Regions from separate parts of the Homo sapiens genome. Here region 2 is linked to region 1. Evidence: chromatin loops called from intact Hi-C (ENCODE). Cell type or tissue: heart right ventricle. All regions are shown on one strand. Each heading gives the region's core, and the rest is flanking DNA. Links, peaks and the distances in the headings are about the cores only. Region 1 overlaps TMEM132E (transmembrane protein 132E). Region 2 has its middle 57 kb from the start of CCL1.

The links. A loop is a pair of places that touch in the nucleus more often than their neighbours do. Peaks named below come from ENCODE experiments on the same cell type or tissue, not always from the same donor. Only the 100,000 strongest peaks of a DNase experiment are listed, where the experiment ranks them.
Region 2: it touches region 1 in a loop (5-fold over the local background); 89 of 110 quality-filtered maps call a loop at or near these places.

What each region holds. Positions count from the first base shown.
Region 1 is chr17:34,632,815-34,642,232 of GRCh38, forward strand. It overlaps TMEM132E (transmembrane protein 132E), which reads left to right. Exons shown (of 9, transcript NM_001304438.2): 6 at 1-95; 7 at 1,985-2,273; 8 at 3,193-3,384; 9 at 4,363-6,504. The coding sequence ends at 5,418. Among named protein-coding and RNA genes, the nearest start is that of TMEM132E, 58 kb to the left of the region's middle. In heart right ventricle, for the core only: CTCF peaks have their summits at 5,622 (motif pointing left) and 5,822; a DNase peak (open chromatin) is centred at 5,607; H3K4me3 peaks cover 799 bases; H3K27me3 peaks cover 7,034 bases.
Region 2 is chr17:34,415,071-34,424,488 of GRCh38, forward strand. No RefSeq gene overlaps it. Among named protein-coding and RNA genes, the nearest start is that of CCL1, 57 kb to the left of the region's middle. In heart right ventricle, for the core only: CTCF peaks have their summits at 5,386 (motif pointing right) and 5,594; a DNase peak (open chromatin) is centred at 5,411; H3K27me3 peaks cover 6,877 bases.

The DNA of each region.
Region 1 (9,418 bases), core at 1,055-9,054:
GTCTGGGTCCCCAAGCTGCCCTTGCACATTGAGCTCTCAGATGCCCGCCTCAGCCAAGTGAAGGGCTGGAGGGTACCTATCCTCCCCGACCGGAGGTACAGCCCCTCTCCCATGGCGGATACTTGGGAAACTCATGGGTGGATACAGCCTCGGCCCACAGTCTGATCTGCATATGGGTATAAGGCCCTTGGTATACATAGTCTGTAGGTTGGTTGTGCAGTCAACAAGCTTTCATTGACCAGCTACTGTGTGCTAGGCACTGGCAAGTGTTTGAGAGATGGGGTGAATGTGGCCAGTGCCTGACCCTGCCAGTCTCTCAGTCCAGCAGGGGAGGAAGGCATGTGCATGCCACAGAACATGGTGGTGGGTGGGAAGCCCCGTGTGCAGGGAATCAAGTGGCACAAGGAGAGAACCCCCTCTCCCTCCAGGAGAAGTCAAGGCAGGCTTCCTGGAAGAGACAACTCTTGAGCTAAGTCTTAAAGGATGAACTGAAAGGAGTTGGCTGGGGAGACAGGTTAAGAGACTGCCTGCAGTCAGGCAGACAAAATGAAGCAGACACACCTGTACACATGTGTCCCAGCCTGGGCACACCAAGGGCACACTAGTGAGTGCATGAGTGCAGACACACTGTGACTCATACCCAGGCTCCCTTGCGGGCTTGTAGGCTCAGGCACCTGGGTGCCCATACGTGGGGCACATACATGTGTACTCACCGCATTCCAATCACCCACTCAGAGCTGCTGGAGAGAAAAGCACAGCAGGGAAGAGAAGAGAGGAAAGTGACAGGCAGCTAAGAGCAGGAGGTGGGCGGGGCTGGAGAGGGAAGCAGGTGGTGAGAGAAACAGGTGGCCAAGTGAGAATTGGGCTGAGTTCAACTCAGAGAGATTTGGAAGAGTAAGGTGTGTAGACCAGTGCCTCTCAAACTTTAATGTGTACACGAATCACCTGGGGATCTCAGTAAAATGCAGATTCTGACTGGGCAGGTCTGGGGTAAAGCCTGTGATTCTGCATTTCTCACCAGCTCCTGGGTGATAGCGATACTGCTTTGAGTAGCAAGGATGTAGCGGACTCTGAAGCCAGACAGCCTGGTTTAAGTCCTGCCTCTGCTATTTACTAGCTGTGTAAACTTGGGCTACTTACATAACCACTCTGTGCCTCCATCTCCGTATCTGTAAAATGGGCACAATAACACCTGCCTCATAGGATTTTTGTGAGGAATAAATTAATGAACCCAGGTAAAAGAATGCTCTGTGTGAATGAATATTCTGGTTGCTTGATCCTCCAGTACACTAACAAAGCACTAGCTACAGAGAAAAACACTTGGCTTTCTCACCAAAGCACACCTTCCTGGCAGTAAACCTCTCAATTTTAGCATTTTTTGCAACGTGCACAGGCTGAGAATTTCCCAAATCATCAAGTCCAGGTTCCCTTTTGCTTAACAGTTTATTTATGTGTCTCTCTCCTCTCACATTTGACTAAAAGCAGCAAGAGGAAACCAGGCCACGATTTCCACACCTTGCTTGGAAATCTCCTCAGTTAAATGTCCGAGTTCATCACCTACAGGTCCTGCTTAGTTTCCACACAACTGCAGGACACAATTCAGCTAAGATTTCTGGCATTCTGTAAGAAGGATCACATTTGCTCCAGGTTAGAGCTTAGAACAGTGCCAGGCACAAACTTAGTACTGAAGAAGAGGCAGCAGTTGCTGTTAGGATTTGACGCCAGCTATTCCTAGGCTTGGCTTAAGCCAAGAAGAGGCAGAGAGGGACAGGAGGTAGGGTCAAGAATGTACTTTTCTAGGAGAGAAAAGGCTGGGACTCCTGGTTCCCAACTTAGAGATGGAAGGCATGAGCCATAGAGGAAGCTTGCTTTTGCAGAGCTTCTGGGAAGCTGGGAGGACCCAACAGGGCAAGGGTGCGGGGTGTGTACTGTGCAGGTCAGAGTCCAGGTGAGAAGCCTTCAGCATGGCATGTCCCCACCCCAGGTCAGTCCGGGAAAGCGAGGATGAGGATGAGGAGGAGGAGGAGCGGCGGCAGAGTGCAAGCCGTGGCTGCACCCTGCAGTACCAGCATGCCACCCTGCAGGTCTTCACCCAGTTCCACACGACATCATCCGAGGGCACTGACCAGGTGGTCACCATGTTAGGCCCGGACTGGCTGGTGGAGGTCACCGACCTAGTCAGTGACTTCATGCGGGTGGGCGATCCCCGAGTGGCACACATGGTGGACAGCAGCACGCTGGCAGGACTGGAGCCAGGCACCACCCCCTTTAAGGTAGGTATGGGCTCTGTCCCAGCACAAAGGGGCAGTGTCGGGAGCCTTATTTACCTGTGGGTGCAGAACTCAGATTTTCCTAACCCCAACTGGCCCCCAGAACACTCTTCCCTGCCTGCCCCTTGTCTGAAATTCCAAGGTCAGGCTCTTTTAGCTTCATCTTGGTAAAAGTTCTCACTCCAAGTTGTATCAACCTTTATCAATCCTCAGTGTGGGTGACTCAAGCAGACCCCTCCCTGAGAGCAGAGGGGGAGCAGGTGAGAGTCAGCCAGCCTAGAGTCCAGGAAGGTGCATTTGGTGATCTAGGAACTCAACTTTGACCTTTCCTGACTTGTTTCTACCCTGACAATTGGGTGTCTGGATAGAAATCATCTACCTAAGAAACTGTTGTGATCTGTGGGCTAGAATCTGCCTGCAGACATATCTTCTTTGTAAAACAATTGATCCAATGTGTTTTAAATTGGGAGATTTCTCATTTAAAAAATATATAGAGATTTCTGGTTTCACAAAAAATGAATCTGGTAACAATCAGCTAAAGCCAGTATTGGTGCCTCCTATACACGAGAATGAGTTCCCTCATTTTCTAAGTTGTCGCCACTCCCTTTTGTCTCCCTGACATTGAGGTTGCACATCAATTGCTACTAGTCACCATGCGGGGGTTGTTGTTTTCCTTAGAATTGGCCCACCTCTCTCATTTGTGTTCCCGCCTGGCTCCTGTGAGCCCCCGACCCTCTCATGACCTCTGGACACTGGTTCCTGGTTGCAGACCTGAGGCAGAGCTGCGAAGTCCTGCCTCCCAGCCTGCCTCACCCTTCAGGCCCCTCTTCCAGCAGTGCTGGGATTTCTCCCTAGCTGGGGGTCTTGGGCAGGGGGGTGTGCTTTCCTGGTTCTCTCCCACCCCGGTCCCGCTCTGCCTCAGGTGGTGTCTCCGCTGACGGAGGCTGTGCTCGGGGAGACGCTGCTGACGGTGACTGAGGAGAAGGTCAGCATCACACAGCTTCAGGCCCAGGTGGTGGCCAGCCTGGCCCTCTCCCTGCGGCCCAGCCCTGGGAGCAGCCACACCATCCTAGCCACCACAGCTGCCCAACAGACCTTGAGCTTCCTCAAGCAGGTAACTGGCTCCTTGGCCCACCAGCCAGGGAGTTGGTGGTATGGAAGGAGAACTTGGGGGCTCTGCTTTGCCCTAGCACCAAGAGTCCCCATATTAGGGCTTTAGGAAATGGAGGATCTCTGCCCTCCATGCCCTGCACAACTGCCCACCCTATGGCCACAACATCTACATGGGAGGTCAGAGCAAGGTCTTGCTTGCTGCTCTTGCCACCTGAGATGTTCCCTCTGAGGGTCTCCCTCCTGGATTCACAGAGGGCTGTCACCTCCACATCACCCCCAGGAAGTACCCTCACTCAACTCTGGAGCCCCAAGTATACACCACAGGCATAGCCACAGGATGAAAGTGGAAAGGTGACAGATGAGAGTCCTGGGGAGTGAGGAGGTGACAGGTGAGAGTCCTGGGGAGTGAGGAGGTGAGCATCAAGTGCTGAGCCCGGAGTTAGGACACGGGTCCTCTGTCCCTAACTCACTCCATCACCCCAAGGCAATCACTTCTCTCTGAACCCTGCTTCCTCATCTGGAGGGAGGGCAATCCTCAGAAGGTTTTAGCCAACAGGCAGAAGTGGGGAGGGGGTGTGTATTCTCAACAGCCTGTTGTCTGATGGGGGTAAGCCCAAGGTTAGGCATGGAGATATGGAGCTATTCCAGCAGCAGAAGGGACTTGAATTAGACCCAAGGCAAAACTTACCTTTAGGTTATCCAGGGGAGAAGGGTGAAGTGGACAAGGGCATCCTCAGAGCAGTATGAGGCCTGGATGCCATGGTCTGGGATTTACCCTCCCCACACCCTGTGAGGAGGACTCTCACTTGAACAGTAGTTCCTGAATGCCCGCCACAGGTCACAGGCACAGTTCCAGTGCTGAGAATACAGCAGGGAGCCAGAGACCCGTGGTCCCTGCCCCTACAGAGCCCAGGATCTAGCAGGAAGCCAGCTGAACCAGCTCTTTGACTCCTATCCCCTCCTTCTCCTTCTCCTCCAGGAAGCCCTACTGAGCCTCTGGCTCTCCTACAGTGATGGCACCACAGCCCCACTCTCCCTCTACAGCCCACGAGACTATGGACTGCTAGTGAGCAGCCTGGATGAGCATGTGGCCACTGTGACCCAGGACCGGGCCTTCCCTCTGGTAGTGGCTGAGGCCGAGGGGTCAGGGGAGCTGCTTCGCGCAGAGCTAACCATCGCTGAGAGCTGCCAGAAAACCAAACGCAAGAGTGTGCTCGCCACGACCCCTGTGGGCCTGCGGGTGCACTTTGGGAGGGACGAGGAGGACCCCACTTATGACTACCCGGGCCCCAGCCAACCAGGGCCCGGCGGGGGCGAGGACGAGGCCCGGGGAGCTGGCCCGCCGGGCTCTGCGCTACCCGCACCGGAGGCTCCAGGCCCGGGCACCGCCAGCCCCGTCGTGCCACCCACAGAAGACTTCCTGCCGCTGCCCACCGGCTTCCTGCAGGTGCCACGGGGTCTGACAGACCTGGAGATCGGCATGTACGCGCTGCTGGGCGTCTTCTGCCTCGCCATCCTCGTCTTCCTCATCAACTGCATCGTTTTTGTGCTGCGCTACCGGCACAAGCGCATCCCGCCCGAGGGCCAGACCAGCATGGACCACTCTCACCACTGGGTGTTCCTGGGCAACGGGCAGCCGCTGCGGGTGCAAGGAGAGCTGTCGCCGCCAGCAGGCAACCCGCTGGAAACCGTGCCCGCCTTCTGCCACGGCGACCACCACAGCAGCGGCAGCTCGCAGACCAGCGTCCAGAGCCAGGTGCACGGCAGGGGCGACGGCTCCTCGGGCGGCTCAGCCCGAGACCAAGCCGAGGACCCCGCCAGCTCGCCCACCTCCAAGCGCAAGCGGGTCAAGTTCACCACCTTCACCACGCTGCCGTCAGAGGAGCTGGCCTATGACTCGGTGCCCGCGGGCGAAGAGGACGAGGAGGAGGAAGAGGACCTGGGTTGGGGCTGCCCGGATGTGGCGGGCCCCACGCGGCCCACTGCACCCCCGGACCTGCACAATTACATGCGCAGAATCAAAGAGATTGCATAGAGGCGCCAGCCGGAGTAGCAGGGACCCCCCCCCCCAACGGGGTCAGCTCGGGGTAGGACACAGCCGGGACCCCGGTTCACACTGACTCTGGGCGGCTGAATTGATTTTGTACTCCCTGCCCCTGCAGCTTGGCTCCGTGCGGAGCGGGCCGCCTCAGTGTCTGGGCCTTCCCTCGCCTCACGCCATTACCCTCTTCTGCCCCCTGCAGGTGGAGGGCTCTTCCTCCAGTGGCTCGTAAGGAGGAAAGCAACCCCAGCCTCTGTTCTGCCCTTTCCAAACCTCCTCCCATCTTAAGCAACCCCCTGCCCCAAGAGTGAGGCAAGGAGGTCCAGCTTGGGGTCAGGTGGGCCCACGCTGTGTCCCGGGCCCGCCTCCCGTCCCCCGTGTCGTCCCCCTGTGCAGGGGGTTCTGTGGGGGTCTTGTGTCACAGGCTGCACAAAGACTTTCCTCAAACTAATATTCAGGGATTTCTGTCCTGCAGGGTGGGGAGGTGGCAGCTGCCTGCCCTGCCAAGGATCTTGCTGTGGACGAAATATCTGGGGGTTAGGGGGACAGTTGTAGCATCTGCTGGCATTCGGGTGCCTCCCAGGACCTGGGAGCTGACTCTACAGAGAGGTCTGGTGCCAAGCCAGGCACCTTCCTGAGTTCTCAGGACTCCCACCTCTGCCCCAAGGGCTTTGGGCAGGGACCTAAAGGGGAAAGAGTCCTGGATCCATCTCTAGCCAAATCACACCCCAGAGCCAGAGGCCTGGGGACCTCCTTGCCTTCCCCGTCCCCCACAGCAAGGTCAACACTACTACGCCTTAGCCACCCGTCACCCTGCTGACTGCGACTTCCCTCTGCAGCACAGGGCAGGCAGCCACCTATGCCCCACAAGACGGAACCCGGGAGGGGAGTAGAGGGCACCAGGGAATGCTGTGAGGGACTTCAGGGTGGGCAAATGCAGAAGGGAGCCAGTGTCGCCCCTACCCCATCCCACAGCCATTTTTCTCTCGGGTTCTACCCACCACTGTGTCGGATTTTTCTTAAATAAATGGAAGCGGTCAGACTGGAGGTGGGGGCAGCAGCTCCCATGAACAGAGAGTACATGGTGGCTGGCTCTGTCTCTTCCTTATGTGCATGGGCAAACATACACACATACACAAGCAAGTGCACACATGCACACACACACACTCACACACTGTGGGCACACTACATGACATGAGACCAAAACTCGGCTAGACCAGGCTGTGGTCCCGCTCTTCCTCCCCCAACATGCAGGTCCTTTAAGACCCTCTGGTACTTTGGGATGCCCAGGTCAAGGGATGAAGAATCCGCTGACCCACAAATGTGCCCTTATAAAGAGGTGCTTCCTCTAAGGCTCTGTTCTGATTGGCTCAGGGGAGGGAAGGGCAGGCCTCGGGACTGCAGAGAAAGGTCTTCTGGGGGGCACAGAAAACTAAGGAGAGAGGTGAGAGGGTTGGTGTGCCTACCTGAGTTACTTCAGCTTCCTTCACTGCCCACCTCTCAGAGGTGGCCCTCCCTGTAACCACCTCTCAGGGAATCCTCCCTTCTCTCCCCCTTGCGGCTGATGGAGAAAGCCTGGGGATCTACATGTTAGAAACCAGGCAGGAGAGAGCACAGGCATGTTGGGGTGCCCCTCCCCACCAGTGGGCCGCGGACTAGCTGCATCTTATGCCACACTTGACCTGTGAGTGTGCACACAGCCTGTCATGAGGCCCTGGGAGCCCACACCCCAGCACAGGCAGCAGCCTAGGGGGCACAGGAGCTCAGGCCTGAGAGGGGCAGGAGCTCAGCCAAGGCTACCTGGCCAGCCTCCAGTGCCCATAGACAGGTGGCTCTGGCAGCCACTTTTGGAAAGGAAAGGAACACTAACCAGCATGTGTCCCAGAAGCAGCCAGCAGCAGAACTGGGGCTACACTGGCACCTGCCCAGACATGCTGTTCCCCACTCTGGAAGGAAGCCTGGCCTCCCACAATCATCTGCTCAGCTGATGGTGCAGCCTAGGGTGGTTGTGAGGATTAAATAGGATCATGTATGGAAAGCACTCTGCACAGCTCCCGCAGACAGCATGCCTAGTACAGACAGCTGCGCGTAGAGGATATCAATGAATGGACTTTGGCACAACCAGGTCTTAATTTTCAGGCAAGGCATAGGTCTGAAAGGAAGACTAGAGACTGACCAGCTGTGCCCAAGATACGTTTAGCAACAAAGAACAGGTGCAACTCAGCAGCAAGTAAGGAGCTACCAGAAAGCTGAGCCCAAAGCAGAACCACAGGGGAGCTTGGCGCGGGGGCGGGGGGGGGGTCTCCTTGAGCTCCCAGAACAACAGATATCTGCCATTCAAACACTGCCCTGACTACATACTCCTGGAAGGGTATGGGGGTCTCAGTCATTTTTTAACCCGCTTGTGCTTAACCTGGTGCCTGGAATCAGCAAGTGCTCAACAAATGATTGCCTACCAAATTAAGTCCAAATGCAAACTCTAAATGGCTTTCACATTATCCCATATTGGGGGATTTTGCACACTCTACCACCTTACTTGAGGTTCATCACCTCATCCCCTTGGAGTTCTTATAAGAGAGAGATGAGGAGGGCAGGGATGTGAGTTGAGGAAGAATACCTTACGTTGGGGAAGTGTGCCAGGTGGGGTGGGTTGCTGCTGTGAAACTTGGAACATGGAGCATTTGTTTCTTCAGTGCATTAAGCTCCTGCTACACCCTGGACCCTGATGGGGAGTCTGGGAAGCAAAACTGTGGATCCGTCCTCAAGGAGCCCCCAGCCCCGTAAGGAAGATGGACAAGTCATCTGCCCACTGTCATCTGGGATGATGACAGACCTTTACCCTGGGTTGACAGGGCACAAAGGAGGAGAGGAGAAGACAACTGAAGCTGAGTTTGCTGAGGACAAGGCCAGGGACAGTCCGGTAAGGAGGACAGAAGTTACAGACTCCACACCCTGTGTTTTGCTGCCTGACTTTGCACTTGCTTTCCCTATGCCTGGAACATGAGTCCCTGGTGAGAGGGGAAGCACAGAAAACACACATGCAAAGGCGCAGAGACCAGAGAGGGTGATCGGTCCAGCAAGGATGGGAATCAGGCTCAGACATGAGGTTTAGCTCTTGTGAAGGAAGGAATGATGGAGGGGAAAGAGGATCGGTTAAGAGGATGCTGCAGCAGAAAGCATGAGGCCCTGAGCCAGAGCAGTAGGTACAGAGAGCTGGGAGCAAACTGGTATTCGGCTGCAGAATTCGGCAACTATACATCCCACACAGGGACGATGAGGAGGAGACATGAGCTGCTTGGCTGCAGAGATCTCTTTCCCAGATAAGCTTCGGAGACCAGGCCACCCCAAGGAGAAAAGTGGAATGCTTTTTGCAGGCACCCAGGGTTTCACAAACAGGGAGACGAGGACCTAGAGAGGAGGAGCAATTGGCCCAAAGGCACACAACAAACTCGGAACAGAGCCAGAGCCATGCCTGCTGCCCTGTCCTGTAATTTGTGTCCCTCTCTCCTCATCCCTCACCCCCTGTCCAAATGCGAGAACTCAGAAGCAATTGCAAGAAACGCCAACTCCTGACCCTCGTGGAGTTCAAGCGGGAGCCGGCTTGGTGGGAATGCAGCAGGACATTTAGTTAACAGCCCCTCTGGAATGGCCCCGGTCCTTGCACTCCTCTTTAAAAATTTGTCTTCAACCCCGAAAACGAATCGAGGGACCTTGTAAAGAATAGTTATTGACAAGAGAGCTGCTCAGGGAGCACCAGGGAGCCAGGCCCATGAATCAGTTCGCTAGCAAAATGAGATTTCTCAGACAGCCAGGGCTGGTGAAGGCAGACCAGGAGATTCAGAGGAACCGCCCGGAGCCCACCCTGCCCCAGCCCCAGCCCCACGCTTCCCACTGTCCTCTCCACACCAGCCCTGGACGCTTCTCCATGCTTGTCTTTAACAAACACTAACTTCAGTTCAGTGTGCTCCCCTTAACAGAAGGCTTCAGGGAGTGG
Region 2 (9,418 bases), core at 644-8,643, 220 kb before region 1:
TCACACTTTCTCTCACCCTACAAGCCTCAGACCTCCTGAGCAGTTGGGTTGAAATTTCATAATGTATCCAGATGATTCTATCATGATGTCTGCAGGTTATGTGTAGTGTTTGTGTGTGAGGAGCAAAAAGTGGGGTGCACTGATCCAAAAATTCTTCTCCAGGGCTTATGCCCCTTGCCTTTGCCTTGGGAGTGATTCTTGGTAACCAGGGGAGGGCCTTGTACCCGGACTTGAGGGACGGCTGGAGAGGAGTCTCAATGGGAGGCCCACCCAGCCAACCATGAGAGACCCTGGTACACATGTTATCAGTATTCTCTCTAATATGCCAGCCCAGTTGCAATGGCAGATGATCAATGGATTGCTTGGCTGCCTGGCCACCCTCTAGCCCACACCTTTCTTCTCTGGACATGGACTCATACTTTCCCTTCTCCCCTTGGAATGGTCCCTTTTCATTCAGGCTTGGAATTTGGATTGAGATTGTGCGACAAAGACTGCTCTCTGCTCACCAAAATCTGTGCTCCCTACTTCTTCCCAGCTGCATAGCTAGACTGTTTTCCCAGCCTCTCTCTCTCTTTTTTTATTTTTGAGATGGAGTTTTGCTCTGTTGCCCAGGCTAGAGTGCAGTGGCGTGATCTGGGCTCACTGCAACCTCTGCCTCCTGGGTTCAAGTGATTCTCCTGCCTCAGCCTCCCATGTAGCTGGGATTACAGGTGCACGCCACCATGCCCGACTAATTTTTGTATTTTTAGTAGACATGGGGTGTTACCATGTTGGCCAGGCTGGTCATGAACTCCTGATCTTAAGTGATCCTCCTGCCTCAGCCTCCCAAAGTGCTGGGATTACAGGCGTGAGCCACTGCACCCGGCCTGTATTCCCAGTCTCTCTTGAAGTCACATGTAGCCTTGTGACTAAGTTCTGCCCTGACCCATGGGAGAGGAGCAGAAATCAGTGCCACTTCCAGGACTGCCCTATACACAACCCCCACTTGACTCCTCTTTGTTCGTATTCCTCTCTGGGCTGCCTGAAATAAAGACAACCTTGGGGTCACCTTGGAAGCCCTTAGCTAAAGGTGGCAAAGCAGCCAGCAGCCTGGGACCCAGAGACAACTTGAAGGACAGTGCCCTGCTGACCTGAGGCAAGAAACAAGCATCTATAGCAGAATAAATCCTCTCACATAGGCAAGAAACATAGTTCTGTAGCATCTGAGCCTCTACATTGGGTTCTATTTGTTACAGCAGCAAGAATTACCCTAACTCACTCAGATGGCAAACAGTTTAAACTGTGGCCATCAGCTTTGACTCTGACTGAATCCTTCTTTGCTGTGACCATTAGAAACATGATGCTATTATACACTTGGGTCTCGCCAGCCAGGGAGAATTGGTGGCTGTTTGAATGGCAGCCTCCTCGGGCTACAGAAAGAAAAACATGGTGTCACACAAAATGCTGTAGGAACTACAAGACAAGAAGATCCATCCCTGTGCTACCTGGGCTATGATCTGCTAGGCCCATATGAGCTGCACGCTGTCCCAAAGGTCAAGACCAGCTCTGAGTGACTGGGCAGCAGAGACAGGGAAGGCAGCTTGCTGGGAGGCCCACCCAGCCAGCTCAACAGCAGGTGCCATTTTGCTTGTGGCTGGCGTATAGAGTTCTCTTCTTAGAAAGGGACCATTTCAGTTAAATGTAATAAATATCCTCTTAAGTAACACATAGTTGAAATTCTTATTTTGCTTTCAGGGCCTGAAATTGGTTAACAGAACAATTCACATAAGTCACAAAGTAGGGGATAACTCAGTACCTGGACTGGAGCCAAATTCCCCTGGAGCTGTGCAGCATTTTAGAGAGGAGACCTGGGTAGCCTTTATGGGGACTTCTCTTTGGGATAGGAGGGGGATGTGTTTGCAGGACTCTTCAGGTCCAAAATGCTGTGCTTCTGAGACAAGAGTCTTTCCCCAAATAGAGCGGCAGCTGTTGTTTTGTGTTTCCTTCTCCCTCCAGGATCCATTCCCTTTTCTTGTAACTAATGCCCCACACACGCTTTGCAGGAATCACCTCTCCTAACCTATGGGCTCTGGGACAAATGAGCTAACCCCAGCTCCACGCACAAAGTATTTTATCCAAGCTCTCTGAGCTTAAGGTGAGGCCATGTCTCTGGTGATTGATTATTTCAGGAGAGAGTGAGCAATCTAAGTTAGTCCAATCGGAGTGAATTCTGGGGCTTATGTAGGAGGTACCAGAGAGAAAACTTTGCTCTTTTCTGCAGGCCTGGAAACAGGCACGCTGAAACTGATCTACAACCATTTTGCCAGTATGTAGGGCTTGAGGATTGAGCCAACAGAACCAGGCTGAGAGGCAGTATAAATCCAGGCCCTGATCACATTACTTAAGCACATGGATCCAGTTACACCTGAAGCTAGAGACTTTTCAGGTTATTGAACCAATACATTTCATTTTTAATCAATATAATTTTGGAGGTAATTTTTTTTTCACTCACTTTCAGTGGAAAGAGTGTCCTGGCTAATGGGACAAATTTTAATGGAATTGTCTTGGGAAAGAACTCATGGGTTCTAAGGGAGTAAGTGAGAATAAGAAATCATCATAGACTTCAGGAAAGGTTGCAGAAAGAGGAAAGGGGATCTGTTAGCTCTCTGCCTAGGACCCCCACAAGCCTGGGTCAACCATGGCAGAGCCAACCATAAGAGACCCTGGCACACATGTTACCACTATTCTCTCTAATATGCCAGCCTGTAGACATGTTAAAAGTATTCTCTCTAATATGCCAGCCCAGGAAAATTATCCTAAACATTCAAAGCCATCTTACATGAAGCTGTTCTTTGAAGCATTGCGTGTAACAGTGAAAAATTGAAAACAGTCTAAATGTCCAACAATCAGGGGTCGGTTCAGTGAGCTTGTTGCCTTCAGAACAGCATTTATGAAGTACGTGTAATAACATGGAAAACACTTATGATAGTGTGAGTGAAATCAGGATATGGAGAATTTGTACAGTCAGTATGAACTCAACTATGTGAAAAAGGGGGAAAAAAGAATTACAAGCAGGCAAAACAAAGAAAAGTAAATGTACCCAAAAGTTAATGCTTGGCAAGCGGGATAATTTTTTCTTTCTACTTTGCTTTATTTTCTAAACTTTTGTAAGTGTTATTTTTACAATGGAATAAAATTCTGCGTAATGTTAGCTGTTGGCGATGTTGTACACAGACAGTGTAATGTACGTGGATGGATAGTTTTTGAAGTAAAGGAGGAATGAGGGTGTATGACTGCTCCTCTGCCAGGCATCCAATCGGGTTCCAGGTGTTTCACTGTAGCTGGATGACCTGTGGCAAATCCATTTGTCTCTCCAGACCTCAGCACTCTCCTCTGTCAATGAAAAGGCTTCAGAATAGATGTCCCAGAAACAGACCCAAATAATATCATAATGTCCAGGTTCTGCCCCCGCATACTCAGCCTTGTACTTGCCCAAGGAATTCACCTCTCTGAACTTCAGTCCCATTCATGGGGACCATCTCCCCACTTTGCCCTGCCTGTGGGTACACACTCTTTAAGCTGTAAATCACTATACATAGCTGGGAGTTTGTCTTGTTAGCCATGCTGCTCCCGCTCAGGCCTGCCTCAGCCCATCTGCTGTCATTTCTGCCCACTCGAGTTAAGCCATCTGCAAATAGCAAGAGAGTGTTCTCTCTGATGGCTCTTGGGGCTGCGCCCTTTCTGCTTTTTCTGTGGCAAAGCCTGTTTGCCCTCTCTCCAGAAACACGGCTGGGCAGACAGGAGCCCTGAACAGCTCCCTCAGACATGTACCAGGCTCTCTCATGCTTGGCTCTGCCATGGTTGACCCAGCCTTGTGGGGGGTCCCAGGCAGAGGGCTAACAGCTCCTTGGGAGTCCACAGCTGTATGGTCCAATACAGTCCATAGATTTCAGCAGTGGTCTTGATGACCCATGCCCCGAAGCACTGCCTTCTCTAAGTGGATAGACTTGTTCTCATTTCATTAAAGACCCAGGTCCTGGGAAGAGAAAGTGGCCCCTACTAGCTGATCACTGAGGCACTGAGTCATGACAATCTGGCTGCAGAATCCACTCCTCAAGGGGGTTCAGGATTAGAATGTGCAAGAACATAGGAGGTGAGAGCCTGAGAGGCCTTTGGAGACAATCTGGTCCACCTGCTCCTGGGACAGATGGAGAAACCAAAGCCAGAAAGAGCTGTGATGTGCCCTAGGTCACATAGCTGTCAGCAGCAGAGTTCAGACAGAAGCCCATCCTCCTGCCTGACCCCTACCCCTGGCTTGTGCACACAACCCAATCATTACCTCTGTCTGAGAGGGTAGGAGGAGGAAGGCCCAGCAGAGGCCCAGAGAGGCCAGATCATCTCTCCAGGCCTCCGTGCCTTGGAAGGGAGAGTTCTCGTGTCTCCTTATCCCTACCCATAGCCCTTGGCCCTATTGTCTCCAGTGCTTCCTGAAGACTGGGATTATGGGAGGCAAAGCACTGGGCGGGTTGCTCTAGACATCTGCCCCTGGGTCTTTATGGCAGCCTCTCCTCTGGCCTCTCTGAGGCAAGACTATTCTTCCTCATCCTGTTTGCCCGGAGCCTGCCGGGCACAAGGTGGCCATAGATTCTATCTTCCAAACTGGGACACATTGAAGCCCAGAGGGGACTCAATGAATAGTTATGCGGGAACACCTTGTGTAAACTGAGGCTGCCCCAGATACACCTGGACCTGTGCTTTTCCTGGCCAAGCCAGGTTCTTTTGTGACATGATTTGAGTAATGTTTCCATCATCTATTTTTTCATCCCTCTTCTTTCTACCTGGCTAATCTCTACTCGTCCTTCAAGACAAGTTGAAACCTCACAGTTTCTAAGAATTATAGCCTTCCTTACGGCCCAAAAACAAGTTTAATTCCTTTTGCCTCTGCATCCAAACGGCTTGGCTAATACCTTTATTATAGCACCTGACACCTTTTCTTGGATCACAGCTTCTCAACCCTGGCACTTATTGACATTTTGGGCCAGATAATTCCTTGTTGCAGGAAGATGTCCTGCGCATCACAGAATCTTTTGTAACATTCCTGGCCTCTACCCACCAGATGCCAGTAGCAACCCACCCTACCCCCATCTGATTGTAACAACTGAAAAAATGTCTCCAGATACTAACCAAATCATCCCCAGCTGAGAGCCACTGTCTAAATGTTGTGTTTGTGCGTCTTTTTTTACACTATGTGGTGATTTCTGAGAGAGTATTTTATCATCTTCTGTGCTTGTCAGTTCCCAGCACATAGTAGGTGCTTAGTAGAAACTGTCTGCTGAATGAATGAGTGACTTGAACAAGAAGAAACGCAGAAAGGTGGCTAGGGTGCCAGCTCGGTTGGATGCATTCTCAGTCATGACCACTAGAGGGCAGAAAAGGCCTGCCAAAAGCACACAACGGAGTCCAGGAAAGAGGAGATCCCAATGCCAGAGCCAGGGGTCCTTGCCTGGCTCTTGGGGCTGCGGTGACAGGGCCACAGTCTCTCCTGCTAGTTCCTTGTCATCTCCCCGATCTATAAATATTGCTGTTCCCAGGGCTCAGTGCTCAGACCTATTCTCTATTTCCTATCTATTCTCCTTGTGTGTTCTCATCTAGGATCATGATTTTAAAAATCATCTACATGCTGATAACTCCCAAATTTATATATCTAGCCCACACATCTCTTAAATGCCATACATGTATTTCAATCACCTACCTGAATCTCCATGTGAAGATCTAATTAATAGGCCTCTGAAGCTTAACACAGCCAAACTTGAACTCCTGGGATCCTTCCCTTCCCTCCTCCCCAAACTCACTCTATCCCAGTCCTTACCATCTCAGCAAATGGTGACTCCATCCTTCCAATGGTCCAGGCCTAAAACCTTGGCCTCACTTTTCCTCTCACTAACCTATATTCAGTCTGTCAGCAGATACTCCAGGCTCTACCTCTAACCCGCATGAGCATCTTATCTGCGCTAACACCTTGGTGCAGGCCACCATCATCTGTCACCTGGGCTATCTATGGCAGCAGCCTCCAAACTGATCCCCTGATTTCACCTCTTGCCCTTTGTCTATTCTCACGGCAGCTGAAGGAATCCTAAGCCATGAGGACTCTGGTCCTACCACTTCTCTAGTGAAGAGTCTGCTAATGGCTTCCATCTCTCTCAGACAATGACCAAAAATCTTACAAGGCCAACAGGGCCCACCATGCTCCACTCCCTCCATCATCGCCTCTCTGACATCTCCAACAACCCCCAGCCCACACCCCAGCATGCTGGTTCCCTCTTCCTCCAGACACGCCAGGCACAAGCCCGCTTCATGTTTATTCCTGATGTTCCATGGACCTTCCCCAGCTTCCCCTCCCAGCCCTGTTTCTTGGCTTATTTTCTTCCATAGCAGTTATGGCAAACTGATCTACTAGATGTTGTAGTTTCTTATCTGTTGCCTTTCTATGTCCAATTGTGGTCTCACTAGGGAAAGGGATTTTTTTTTTTAGTCTAATTTGTCCACTGCTGTCTCTCCAGGGCACGGCACACAGTAAGTGATCAATAAGTAGTTATGGAGTGATGAATGAGTGAATGAAGAGAGTGAGTTCCGACAAATCCTGAGTTTACTAGGGAGAAATCCAGTCTCAGCCCAGTTGGCTTTCCTAAGAAGATCTTCCAAGAAAGAGTTGACTTTGTCCAAAACAGAACAGAGAATTTCCCTGGAGTTTGAGAAAAGTGGAGGGAGGGAGACTGACAGTTATTGGACACCTATTAGGGTTAAGAGGATGGACTCTGGAGCCCAACACATTGGGCTTAAATCCCAGTTTCACCGCTTACTTCCTGTGGGACTGCAGTTAAGTCCGTTAATATCTTCATGCCTCAGTTTCACAACTGGAAATTGAGGATAGTAACAATACTAGCCTGGTAGGGCTGTTATGAGGATTAAGTGAGTTGATATATGCAAAGCACCCAGAATAATGATTGACACTTAGTAAGAGCTCTCTAAGGATCAGTTACCACTGTTGTGTGCTTTACATATCCCATTTGATGCTTATAATAATGCTGTTGGGTAAATAATGTTACTAGCCCATTTTGCAGGTGAGAATGTTGACACTCAAAGGCAAACAGTTGCTTATCCGAGACCTCACAGCTAGTGAGAGGTGACCGCAGTGCAGCTCTTTCTGACTTCATTCCCATCAAAAAGGGTGTGGGTGTCCCCTGAGCTTCTCCTTCCTCTCATCCCTCACTCTGTTTTCTGCTGCTGCCACCACCATCAAGGTGGCCTGTGCTTAACAGCCCCTGCTTTTTAACTCCTGCCCAAGGGAGAACACAAACTCTTTCCGACTCTACTAGCACCAGCAAAGCAGGCTGCATCTTAAAGAGAACTGTGATAAACATCAAAGCAGCCAGATTCCTCAGGTGGGGGATTCTGATCCTAAGCTGATGCCCCCCTCATCCCTCTGTCCCCAGGAAGAAGAGACCACCAGCCCACAGGCAGACAGCACCTGTCCCTGCTGCACTTGGTACCCATCCCCTTCCCAGGCACTCCCCGGCCAACTGAGATTCAGTGGGTCCAAGAGGGAGCTGGAATCAGTATTTTAGCAGGCTCCCAAGGCAATTTTTGTCTTGGGGAAGTTTGAAAAAGACTGGCATAGACCTTAAGGGCATGGACTCTGGAATGAAACTGCCTAGAGTTCAAACTCTAGCTCCATCCTTTCCTGTGTGACCATGGACAGGTTTCTCGACCTCTCTGAATTTCTATTTTCTTCTATGTGAGATGTGGGTAATAAAACTGTCTAGCTTATAGAGTTGAGAGAGGATTAAATGAAATCATGCATGTAAAGTGCTTAACACAATAGCCAGCACTCAACAAACATTATTATGATCAATATTGTTGTTTTTAGTATTATCCAAAGTGAAGCAGCCTAGATTTTCAGATTCCCTTGGACCCAAAGTTCAGTGCAGGTGCCTTCACACCTTTGGAGGGGGGGGAGCTGACACACACCGTCACTCTGGTCATGTCTCCCTGGACCTCACAGACCCCACATAACCAGAACTGCACATGCAGTAGGGTGAGGGGCCAGCTCTGACACTCCAGCCCCTGCACTGAGGTGGGAAGTTACACAGTAGGGTGAGGCCAGCACTGGGCCCAGAGCCTGGCACAAAGCCCAGGTGCCTGGGAGGGCCTGAATAGCACCTCTTTGCCTTAGGGAGCCGGGGCTAGATGCTGCTGACTGGCTCCAAATGCAGCCTCTTTACCTGGAGTCACACAGCCCTTCAGAAAATCAGAGGTGCTCCCCTTCCTGTGTCCATGTGTTCTCATTGTTCAATTCCCACCTATGAGTGAGAACATGCGGTGTTTGGTTTTTTGTCCTTGCGATAGTTTGCTGAGAATGATGGTTTCCAGCTTCATCCATGTCCCTACAAAGGACATGAACTCATCATTTTTTACGGCTGCATAGTATTCCATGGTGTATATGTGCCACATTTTCTTAATCCAGTCTATCATTGTTGGACATTTGGGTCGGTTCCAAGTCTTTGCTATTGTGAATAGTGCCGCAATAAACATACGTGTGCATGTGTCTGTTGTGGGGTGGGGGGAGCGGGGAGGGATAGCATTAGGAGATATACCTAATGTTAAATGACAAGTTGATGGGTGCAGCACACCAACATGGCACATGTATACATATGTAACTAACCTGCATGTTGTGCACACGTACCCTAAAACTTAAAGTATAATAAAAAAAATCAGAGGTGCTGAGGCTCAGAAGGTGCTGACCCCCGCTTTGGGACTGCGTGACACTCGGAAAGAAAACAGAGAGGAACTGACTTCCTGACGGGCATGGAGGCCACCTCCTGCTGCCTCCACCCCCAGGGTGGTGTGCTCTGACTCCGCCCCTCCTTCAGGAAGGGCAGAGGTGACCACTTATTGGGGTGAGACAGTGCAGGGCAGGCAGCCAGGTGGAGCAAAAAGAGTCTCAGACAGGGAGTCAGAGTGGAGACGGAGGGATGGAGGATCAGAGAGTGCGAGAGGGAGAGGAGGGGAGGAGGAGGAAGCAGCCGACGCCCAGCCCCAGCCCGGCATGCAACACTGCCCCTGCAGCCTGCCCGCTTCTCTCCTCTGCTCCTGAGAACGCCTGCCATTCGCTGCTGGGCCATCCTCTCCCTCTAGTCCAGGCGGTTCGCTTATGCTGTTCCCTTAACAGGAACCCGTCTCCTCGCAAACCCTCTTTTACTGACTTGGCTAATTCCTGCTCGTCTCTCGGATTTGGCCTGACATCACGCTCTGGGGAGCCTCCCTGAGTGCTGCCTCCCCCGGTCTGGTTGAGTCTAGTGGGCGACCCCAGCAAGCTGTACACCAGACAACCCCTGCCCTGCCCCCATAACAGTGTTTCCTGAGGACCAGAACCACCTCT